Linked DNA regions of Homo sapiens: regions 1 and 3 are each linked to region 2. Evidence: chromatin contacts called from ENCODE Hi-C or POLR2A ChIA-PET data. All regions are on one chromosome and are shown on one strand. The core of a region is the stretch at or near the end of the contact, and the rest is flanking DNA. Distances in the headings are between cores, read along the strand shown.

Region 1 (2,947 bases), core at 3-2,502, 970 kb after region 2:
AACCCAACCCAAAGCTGAGATAACTTTTTAAGAAATTCTAAAAGTAATGTCTACTCGTTGGAAAAAAAACAAAACGAAACAAAACAAAGCAAAAGAAGAAACAACTCAGAAAGGTAGAAAGACAGAGTACCCTAGACACCCTTTCCCCACCAGGCCCCCAGACCCGCTGGGCCCAACCCCACAGCTGAGAACCAGAGACCCTCCCCAGGGGCTTGGGCTGAGGGTCACAGGGTAGGGAGGGGCTGCAGGGCCCAGGGGAGGCTGGGTAGACGAGGGGATCATGGCACCTCTGGAGATCATCGAGTTCCTGACTTGCAGACCTGTTTTTAATTGTCAGAACCCCCTTCCCTCCCTCTCTCCCTGTGAACCAGTGAGGAAGCTCCCTCCTTCTCAGGAATCCAGGGAATTCATTCAGAGCCACTGGGTTGGGGAAACTGAGGCTCCAGGAGGGTCAGCGACTTGTCCAGCGTCACCTGGGAAGCTGTGCTTTGTGCCTCCTGGCCCCGTGGGCTCCAGGTCTTGACTCTGCGAGTAAGCAGGGAAGGAGCAGATGGGCAGTGAGGTGCTGGCTGCCCGTCTGAGAGCTCCCCGGAGCGGGGGCCTCCAGCAGGGGCCGTGCCTTTGTGCTGAGCGGAAGCGGCAGGAACTGAGCTTCACGGAGCAGCCTGAGCTGGAGGGTTTAGAGGGCTCCCCTCGGGCTGGGGGAGGCCAGAGCTGTGGGGAGGAGTGGGGAGGAGTAGGAGTGGGAGTGGAGTGCAAGTGGGGGGGTGGGGAGGAACGTGGGGGGGGCGTTGGGGGGAGTGGGAAGCAGCGTGGGGGGAGTGGGAAGCAGCGTGGGGGGAGTGTGGGGGAGTGGGGAGGAGCTTTGGGGGGAATGGGGAGCAGCATGGGGTGAGTGGGGATAGTTGGAGGAGCGTGGTGGGGAGGGGGGAGGAGTGGGGGTGTGGGGAGGATCATGGGGGGAGTGGGGAGAAAGGAGGTGGGGAGGACCGTGGGGAGTGGGGAGGAGCATGTGGGGAATGGGGAGGAGCTTGGGGGGCATTGGAGGGACTGAGGAGCATGGGGAGAGTTGGGGCAGCATGGCAGGGGGAGTGGGGAGTATGGGGAGAGTGGGGAGAAGCAGGGGGGTGGGGAGGAGTGTGGGGAGTGGGGAGGAGCGTGGGCGGGGAGTAAGGAGGAGTGTGGGGACCGTGCTTCCGACTCAGCTTCCGCAGCCAGGAGCCTCGCCTTGGCATCGGGTATGGGGCCACACTCCCTGGCTGGGCTTGTGGAGGGTGGCATGACTATGTTGCTCCCTGTGGGGTCCCCAGAATCTGGGTGATTGAAGGTTTAGGACCTGAAGGGGCAGGAGCTCCCCACAGGAAGCAGAGTCTGGCTGGAAATGGCCTGGTCAGGTTCTGCCCTTCCTGTACCCTTGGCCGAGCCTGGAGGCGACCTCACCGCTGCCTCCCATCTGCAGGGGTGCCCTAGTTTCTCATGGTGTGGGTGTCTGTGGGGTAGCCGGAGGAAGGAGTGTCTGCCTTCCTTTTTCCTCACCTCAGTGCACTTGCATTCATTGCACGCAAACAGCAGTATAATGAAAACGAAGTACATTTAAACAACAGGAAAAATCTGTTTACATCTTACCCTCCACCTGTTTGGAGTTCAGAATGATTTATCTCGGTCCTTGCCCTCCTGCAGATGTATTTTTGCTTAGCTTTATTTATCGTAATGCAGACACACACTGCACATACATACACTGGTACATACATCATGAGCATGCACACATACATGTGCACACACATGAACACATGCACGCCTGTACACCCCTAAGCACCTGCGCACCCCCACATGTATGTGCATGGGCACCCCACACGCATACACATGAGGACACACACATCACAGACCTTGCCCTGCTCGAGCATCAGCAGCATCCCCCGCCCGCCCCACAGGTGTGTGGCACATGTAAGTGCTTGGCTGCAGTGCCACAGCTCCCGCTCCCCCCAGCCTCCCATGGCTGGACCTGCGATGCCTTCTCCGGAAGCCTTCAGGCGTGCGTGGATTTCACTCAGATTCACTGCGCACTTGCGATGTGCTGCTGCGGCACTGAGTACTTTGGGTCCTTTCCAGCACCAGGCGAGAAAGCTCCTTGAAGTGCAGGCATCTCTCCTGTTGGGCGTCTCACGCGCACTTGCTCCTCCTTGTGCCTTGCCGCCCCATGGTGACAGAACTGATTTGGCAGCCTGGGCCATGCATGCAGGGCCGCAGGCCCTCAGCAGGTGCTGGTGGGCGGATGGACAGATGGGCAGATGGACAGAGGGACACCAGGCACATGCCGCTTCTCAGAAATCCCTGGAAATGACTGGGATGGTAACAGAACATCACAATTGACTCTTTCTTCTCGAAATGATGGGTGCTAACCACGGAGTGATTCCCCAGCAGCAGACAGGCGCAGTGCTTTCGGTGACGGTTTCGGCCGTGTTTGTTGCACGTTGAGAAGGGTGTTTTACATCCCATGGCGTGTATAGTGCTGGGATCTTAAGAATGTCACACATGTGCAGTGGGTTGTCCCACATGTGGAGCCACCTGCCTGTGCAAGGGGTGGTGGGAGGCGCTGCCTGTCAGGTGCTGGCTGTAGCCTCTGGCAAGCAGTGGGTTTTTCTGCAGAGGGAGGACACCTAGGGATGGAGGCCCACAGGTCTTGGTTTTGGGGTACTCGGGCCAGGTGCCTTCTTTGGAGACAGGGAGGCAGCTGTTGGACATGCAGGCCTGGGAGCCGGGGTCATGGGAGCTGGGTTTCCCAGGGTGGGTGTGGGGGACCTTCAGGATTTGAACCTGCATCTCCCTGCCGGAAAGGTGCCCCACCCTGTGCCTGAGCCCCCTGTCCCCACTCAAGGGTGTCTGAAGCTGGGCCCCATGGTGGTCAGAGGGAACTGGGTCTGAGGTTCCACACAAGTGCTTCCTGACT
Region 2 (2,816 bases), core at 201-2,700:
ACTGGAGCACAGCCTTTCTATACAGTCCAGTTTTACTGCTCGAAGTCCCCACCTTGGTGTGAGCCAGGAGGACTCTGACACAGGTTCCGTCGGGGGCGGGTAGGGGGGGGAGGCGGCGATTGGGGGCGGGGGTGGCACTGCAGCATTGGCGCTGGGAGTGAAGGTAGGCTTACAGGCCACCTGGGTCACCCAGTAGGTGCAGCCCGGGGAGTGTGGCACGGCTGTGGAAAGCGTCGGGCTGAATGCAGATGCACCAGGATGGGTGATGGTAAAAGTCACACGTGCATGATGCAAATTCGGTGGAGGAAGTAATGTTCAGAGCCAGGTGCCACAGATGCCATTTACCTAAGTTAAAAATACACACACACAGATTCATTTTGAAAGAACATGGTTAAAATAAAAAGCTATGCACTAAACACAAGAAAGTGTTGTTTAGGCATGGAGGAGAGGCAGGGAAAGAGAAGGAGTGTGGGATAAAGGGAGAGGGAGAGAAAGGAGTCTGTGGGGACGCGGCACTGGTGGATAATGGTGCCTACCCCGGCCCCAGGCCTTTCGAGGTTGGATTTTTGGCTTCTCTGGTGTCCGCTGGTGTTTGCAGAGCCCCAGAACATCCTCGCACCCTGCTCTCTGCAGCAGCATTCCCCCCAAGCACACCTACCAGGAGGTGGGGAAAGCAAATCTACCCACTCTTCCCTGGAGACCCGAGGAGGACTGGCATTCCATCCAGGTGGCTCCCTTTGCTGGAAGAACCCTTGGGAGGACTATGGCCATTTGTCTGGGAGATGGAGCAAAGGGGAGGAAGGCCAAGAGAAACCATTGCTTGGACCTAGGGACACGGGGAGAGGGGAGGGAGAAGACTGCTCTGTGCAGTACGACTCTCCCTCAACTCAGCATGACTGTCCCCCAAACTCAGCACCACTACTCCCTGCTCTTGGCATGACTGTCCCAACTCTCAGCAGGGCTGTCTCTCCCTCTCAGCAGAAGGGGCTGCAGCTCTCACCTGCCCTTATTGGCATGGCCTGCCAGGAGCTGGTCCAAGGTCCCGCATCCCAGGTGGGGAGAGCCCCGGTCTGTGTGGACCCACAGTCCCTGCTCCTCACACAGGCATGGGGCTGCTGGGAGGCCTCCCACTCAGGGGGATAACAGGTGCTCAATAAACCTCATGCTCCCAGGCTGGGGCCTGATGCCTGAGTCAGGAGGCAGGGGTGGCCTGGGCTGTCCTGAGGACTGGACGAGGTGGGATATTGGTGAGGAAGAGGTAGTGAGGGGTCAGGCTGGGTCAACTCCGTGAGCTGCTGGGTCCCTGCCCAGGGGTTGGGGATGGAATAATTCCATGGGTCTTCCGAAAACCCCTGTCCTGGAGCCGGCACATGGTGACAGAGCGTGCCTCTCTGGAGAAAAGAATGAGGAACCTAGGGCAGGAATGGGGCTAGTCAGCCACAAGGAGGAAGCAGGGGCAGAAGTGGGGCTAGTTAGCCACAAGGAGGAAGCAGGGCCGTGTGTCCTGAGGTTGAGGAGAGGAAGCCCATGGGTGTGGACGCATCTGGCATTGCTCAAGGAAAGTCCTGGATTCCTCTTCCCCCCAATAAGAAATAACCAAACAGAGGTGGAGCAGGCAGCCCTTGGTCCCTTTCCTGGGGTCTGGGCTCTGGTTTGACTCGGCAGAGAACCTCTCCCCAGCGGCAGGGCTGCAGGCACAGTCTGTCCTCACAGCCAAGCAAAGGTGCCCTCTGCTTCCTCACAGGACCCTAAAGAGTAATGTGTGGAGGGCCCCACCGGGTCCAGCCAGGCGAGCTGTCCATCTTCCCACCACCAGCCAGACACGATAAGCAGAAAATGAGGGGGCGTGTCCCAACAGAGGGACGGGGATAGCCCAGCCCAGGGGATACGCCTGGGCTCGACACTGGTTCCAACCCCCACTCCGGAGGGAGCCAACTGCCCTGTGGCAGCTCTGGTGCCTGGAGGAGCCAGGTCTCTGGGTGGGTGAAGGGGACACAGCTGCTGCTCTCAGGTGCCCACTGGGGCCGGTGGGTCCTGGAAAGCTCCACCAGCAATGGTGGCACATTTTAAGGAGAACCTGGCTCTAGGTGTCACTCTAAGTCGGTTCCTGACTCCACGGCTCTCCGCTGGGCTTTTGGTGATGTTGCTTCACCTGCTGAGGCCATAACTTGGACATCTACCCCCAAGGTCTGCATTAGCAGAACTTTAGTGTTCCTTGAGACTCTTGCTCAGGAAGATGAAACTTGCAAAGGACTTCATTGCTCATTGCAGGAATCTCCCTAAAGACCCTGTATTAGTCAGGGTTCCCTAGAGGGACAGAACTAATAGATGTATATATGAAGGGGAATTGATTAGGAGAATTGACTTACGCGATAACAAAGTGAAGTCCCACCATAGGCCATCTGCAAGTTGAGGAGCAAGGAAGCCAGTCTGAGTCCCAAAACCTCAAAAGTAGGGAAGCCGACAGTGCAGCCTTCAGTCTGTGGCCAAAGGCCTGAGAGCCCCTGGCAAACCACTGGTGTAAGTCCAAGAGTCCAAAAACTGAAGAACTTGAGTCTGATGTTCGAGGGCAGGAAGCATCGAGCACAGGAGAAAGATGAAGGCTGGAAGACTCAGAAAGTCTAGTCCTTCCATCTTCTTCTGCCTGCTTTATTCTAGCCGCGCTCATAGCTGATTAGATGGTGTCCATCCAGATTGGGGGTGAATCTGCCTCTCCCTGTCCACTGACTCAAACGTTACTCTCCTCTACCAACTCCGTCACAGAAACACCCAGGAACAATACTTTGCATCCTTCAATCTAATCAAGTTGACACTCA
Region 3 (2,718 bases), core at 94-2,593, 570 kb before region 2:
CCCAGGTTCCTCCTGGGAACCGCCCCGGGCTCAGATGGGGGTGTCACCTACCTGTGCCGACAGCCAGCTTTGTGTCCCAGATGGACTCGGGCATCGAAGAGGCTTCTCACGGAAAACAGTTCCTTGACATTGAAGAAGTCAGAGTGCTTGAGGGGCTCATTCAAAATCTTGTCGTTGAAATCTACGGCAGGGAGGAGGAGCGACGCTGCGTCTCCCACCGGTGGCAGCAGAGACAGGCAGAGCGCAGTTCCCGCCCACCCCTGCTCCCAAGTGCCTTCTGTGACACCGAGGTGGGGAGCCGGGAGCCCAGCAGCCCCAGGAAAGACCTGGAAGCACAGGGACCTTTTCAGGAAACAGAGGGCTGGAGCCAGGTTCTGATCCCGACCTTGCTCCTGGGTAAGCCTGGTCGAACCTGGTCAACCCCGTCCCTTGGTCTTACTTGGAAGACAGAGGAGAAAAAGAGAGGGGCCCAGCGGGTTGCTCAGGTCTTTCTGGCACCTCCCCGCCTTGTGGTCTCAGGTGGCCAGCCAGAAAGTCCCCATCAGGAGTCCAGCAAGGTGGGCAGACTCCAAGCCCAGTGCCCCCAGGTCACTTGGGCCCGCCTGGGCGAGCTCGGGGCTCCGGGCCTCGGTGGTCCAGTGACACCCCCCTAGGGAGCGAAGCCTGTGCTAACCACTGGCCCGCCCGCTCCCTCTCACCCTATCCATGGTGAGGCGGTGGCCTCAGCCCGCTGTGCTACGTCAGGCAGGACCGAGCGGCGGCGAGCACGGGAGTGGGAGGAGCCCAGCGGAGCGCGCAGTTTCGACCGCGTGCAGCGCCCAGGCCCCTCTAGGGTTCGCATCCCCCGCGGCTGCCGGCCTCTCCTCGTTCCCACCCAACTCGGCTGGGCGCCCAGTGTTACCGGTGCTGTCCTCCGACTCGCGGATCATAAGGGCCGTCGCGCTTCCAAGCGTCCTGCGGCTCGGCCGAGCAGGCCGGGGGGTCGCCTTCCCGAGAAAGCCCAACCAGCGCGACGGGGCCCGGGCACCTGGGGGGAAGTAGATAGAGGTCCTGGCGCCGAGTCCCGAATGCACCACGCCCGCTCCCCACCGCATCCCCAACGGGCCCCTCCGCGTCCCTAACGGGTCCCCTCCGCGTCCCCGCGCCCTCCCCGAGTCCCCTCCGCGCTCGCCCCGGGTCCCCTCCACGTCCCCGCCGCTCCATCGGGTCCCCGCGCCCCTCCGCATCCTCCTCGCATGCTCCTCCCCAGGGTCCCGCAAGCGCGCGCTCACCCGCGCCGAGTATTCGGGGCAGCGCGGCCGAGGATGTCGCCATGGCTGGGACGCGGGGCAGAGCGAGGTCTCCCTCCAGGCCAGGCCGAGCGGCCTCCCCTTCCGTCGCCATCCGCGCGGGGCCGCAGTGCCGCCTACAGGCCCGGAGGAGCCACAGCGCTGTCCCCAGGCGGCTGGGACCTCCCTGCGGGGGCGGGGCACGCGAGGGGTCAGGGCCCGGGGTCCTGGGCTTGAGAGTCTCGGGCGGGGAGTGGAGCCACGGTCCTCGCCCTGCAGCTCGCCCCGCCCTGCTAATGGGACCGGCCAGCCCGGGAGGCCCCTGACCCTTGGGGAAGCCCGCTGGGCGATGGGGACCCTCGCCTCCCGCCAAGTGAGCTGTGAACCACGTCCTGCGCAACCTCTCGCTCTCCAAAACTGTTTGTAATATTTAAACGATATTTGGCTTAGGAGAATTTCATAAAGTTAGCCAGATCTCGGGTCTCAATTTAGACTCGGGGTGCTGGGGGGCATAGCATCCCTGGAGTACATTGGACAGCAAAAGTCCAATCGTTGCCTGCCGAGTGGACCTGCAGTGCTTAAACCCCGTCACCCGGCTGGCGGGGTCCCAGGCCCTGGGGTTTCTTTCGCCCGGGAGTCCACGCCCTGATGCTGGGGTGGCCCGGTCCCCCCGCGGGTGGCTGGGGGCCTGGGGCTGCCTCACACGACGGTCCCAGCAGGGAATCTCTCGCCGTCCCGACCTTCCCGGCCCTTGGGGAGTCGCCCGGCAGGTTCCGGACCCACCCGCAGAGGAACCCGGCCCACGCGCGGCGCCTTTAAGGCCCCTCCGCTCGCTCCCCAGTCACGTGACCTGGCCGTCGCTTGGCAACAGGACGCCGCCGAGTCCCGCTTCTCCTCCAGGCACAATGGCTGAGGAATGCCCCAGAGCGTGCGCGGAGCCTGTGGCGCCCAAGGCCACGGCCCCGCCGGAGAGGACCAGCGACTACTACCGCGTGAGCGCGGACCTGCCGGGCAGGTTCAACAACCCGGGGTGGTTCCGGGGCTACAGGTGAGGAAGCTGGGGCCCGCCTGGTCCTGGCGTCCACTGCTCGATAGCCCCGTGTGTGAGAGACCCCGCAAGACCCCCAAGGTCCTAGCTACAGAAATCAAGAAGATCGAGTGGTCATCCGGGGCCCGCGCTGTCATCGCCCGCCAGTGAGCGGCGACCGTGCTCCCTAGAGCCTCATACAAGGAAGTGGGGATAAGGGCAGTGGGGGGCAGGGCCGTGGGGGGAGAAAGCCCAGTTGTGGTCTCAGCTCCACTGATTTGTGTCGGGTGAGTCTCCTCTCCTCTCTACCCTGAAACTCCGCTGCGGGGCGTGAGCACAGCAGCACCTCCACTGTCTTGCTGTAGACTCAGCCAGCTCTGAGCTGCCACAGGGCATTGCAGGCTAAGAAGTAGTAAGAAACTC

Evidence for each region. Hi-C counts contacts between places; a loop is a spot of excess contacts on that map. ChIA-PET counts read pairs that join two places held with the same protein, here RNA polymerase II (POLR2A). Pooled maps may share reads with other maps.
Region 1: a loop to region 2 is called in a pooled map, with 5 times the contacts of the local background. The contact joins two enhancer-like sites. A Hi-C loop is called at or near these places in 1 of 37 single-sample maps with no recorded cell type and 4 of 50 pooled maps. POLR2A ChIA-PET finds 5 or more read pairs at or near these places in 1 of 52 experiments (OCI-LY7).
Region 3: a loop to region 2 is called in a map with no recorded cell type, with 7 times the contacts of the local background. The contact joins the promoter of MRPS2 here to the enhancer-like site in region 2. A Hi-C loop is called at or near these places in 4 of 37 single-sample maps with no recorded cell type and 4 of 50 pooled maps.

Annotation. Positions count from the first base shown.
Region 1 is chr9:133,953,601-133,956,547 of GRCh38, reverse strand. The region is part of intron 1 of VAV2 (vav guanine nucleotide exchange factor 2); the gene reads left to right. Among named protein-coding and RNA genes, the nearest start is that of VAV2, 37 kb to the left of the region's middle. RefSeq lists an enhancer at 2,057-2,346. Within about 2 kb of position 1,252, at least 22 of the 41 ENCODE cell types and tissues checked have a DNase peak (open chromatin) inside an H3K27ac peak, as active enhancers do; they include OCI-LY7, where a contact is called at or near this core.
Region 2 is chr9:134,928,043-134,930,858 of GRCh38, reverse strand. No RefSeq gene overlaps it. Among named protein-coding and RNA genes, the nearest start is that of FCN1, 12 kb to the right of the region's middle. RefSeq lists a silencer at 31-150 and enhancers at 631-1,488, 1,489-2,347. Within about 2 kb of position 1,450, at least 5 of the 41 ENCODE cell types and tissues checked have a DNase peak (open chromatin) inside an H3K27ac peak, as active enhancers do; they include OCI-LY7, where a contact is called at or near this core.
Region 3 is chr9:135,499,307-135,502,024 of GRCh38, reverse strand. It overlaps MRPS2 (mitochondrial ribosomal protein S2), which reads right to left and starts at 1,343. Exons shown (of 4, transcript NM_016034.5): 1 at 1,272-1,343; 2 at 902-1,027; 3 at 52-181. The coding sequence starts at 1,314. It overlaps PIERCE1 (piercer of microtubule wall 1), which reads left to right and starts at 2,156. Exons shown (of 3, transcript NM_001048265.2): 1 at 2,156-2,316. The coding sequence starts at 2,174. RefSeq lists an enhancer at 494-1,118 and silencers at 1,074-1,233, 1,444-1,613, 1,884-2,053.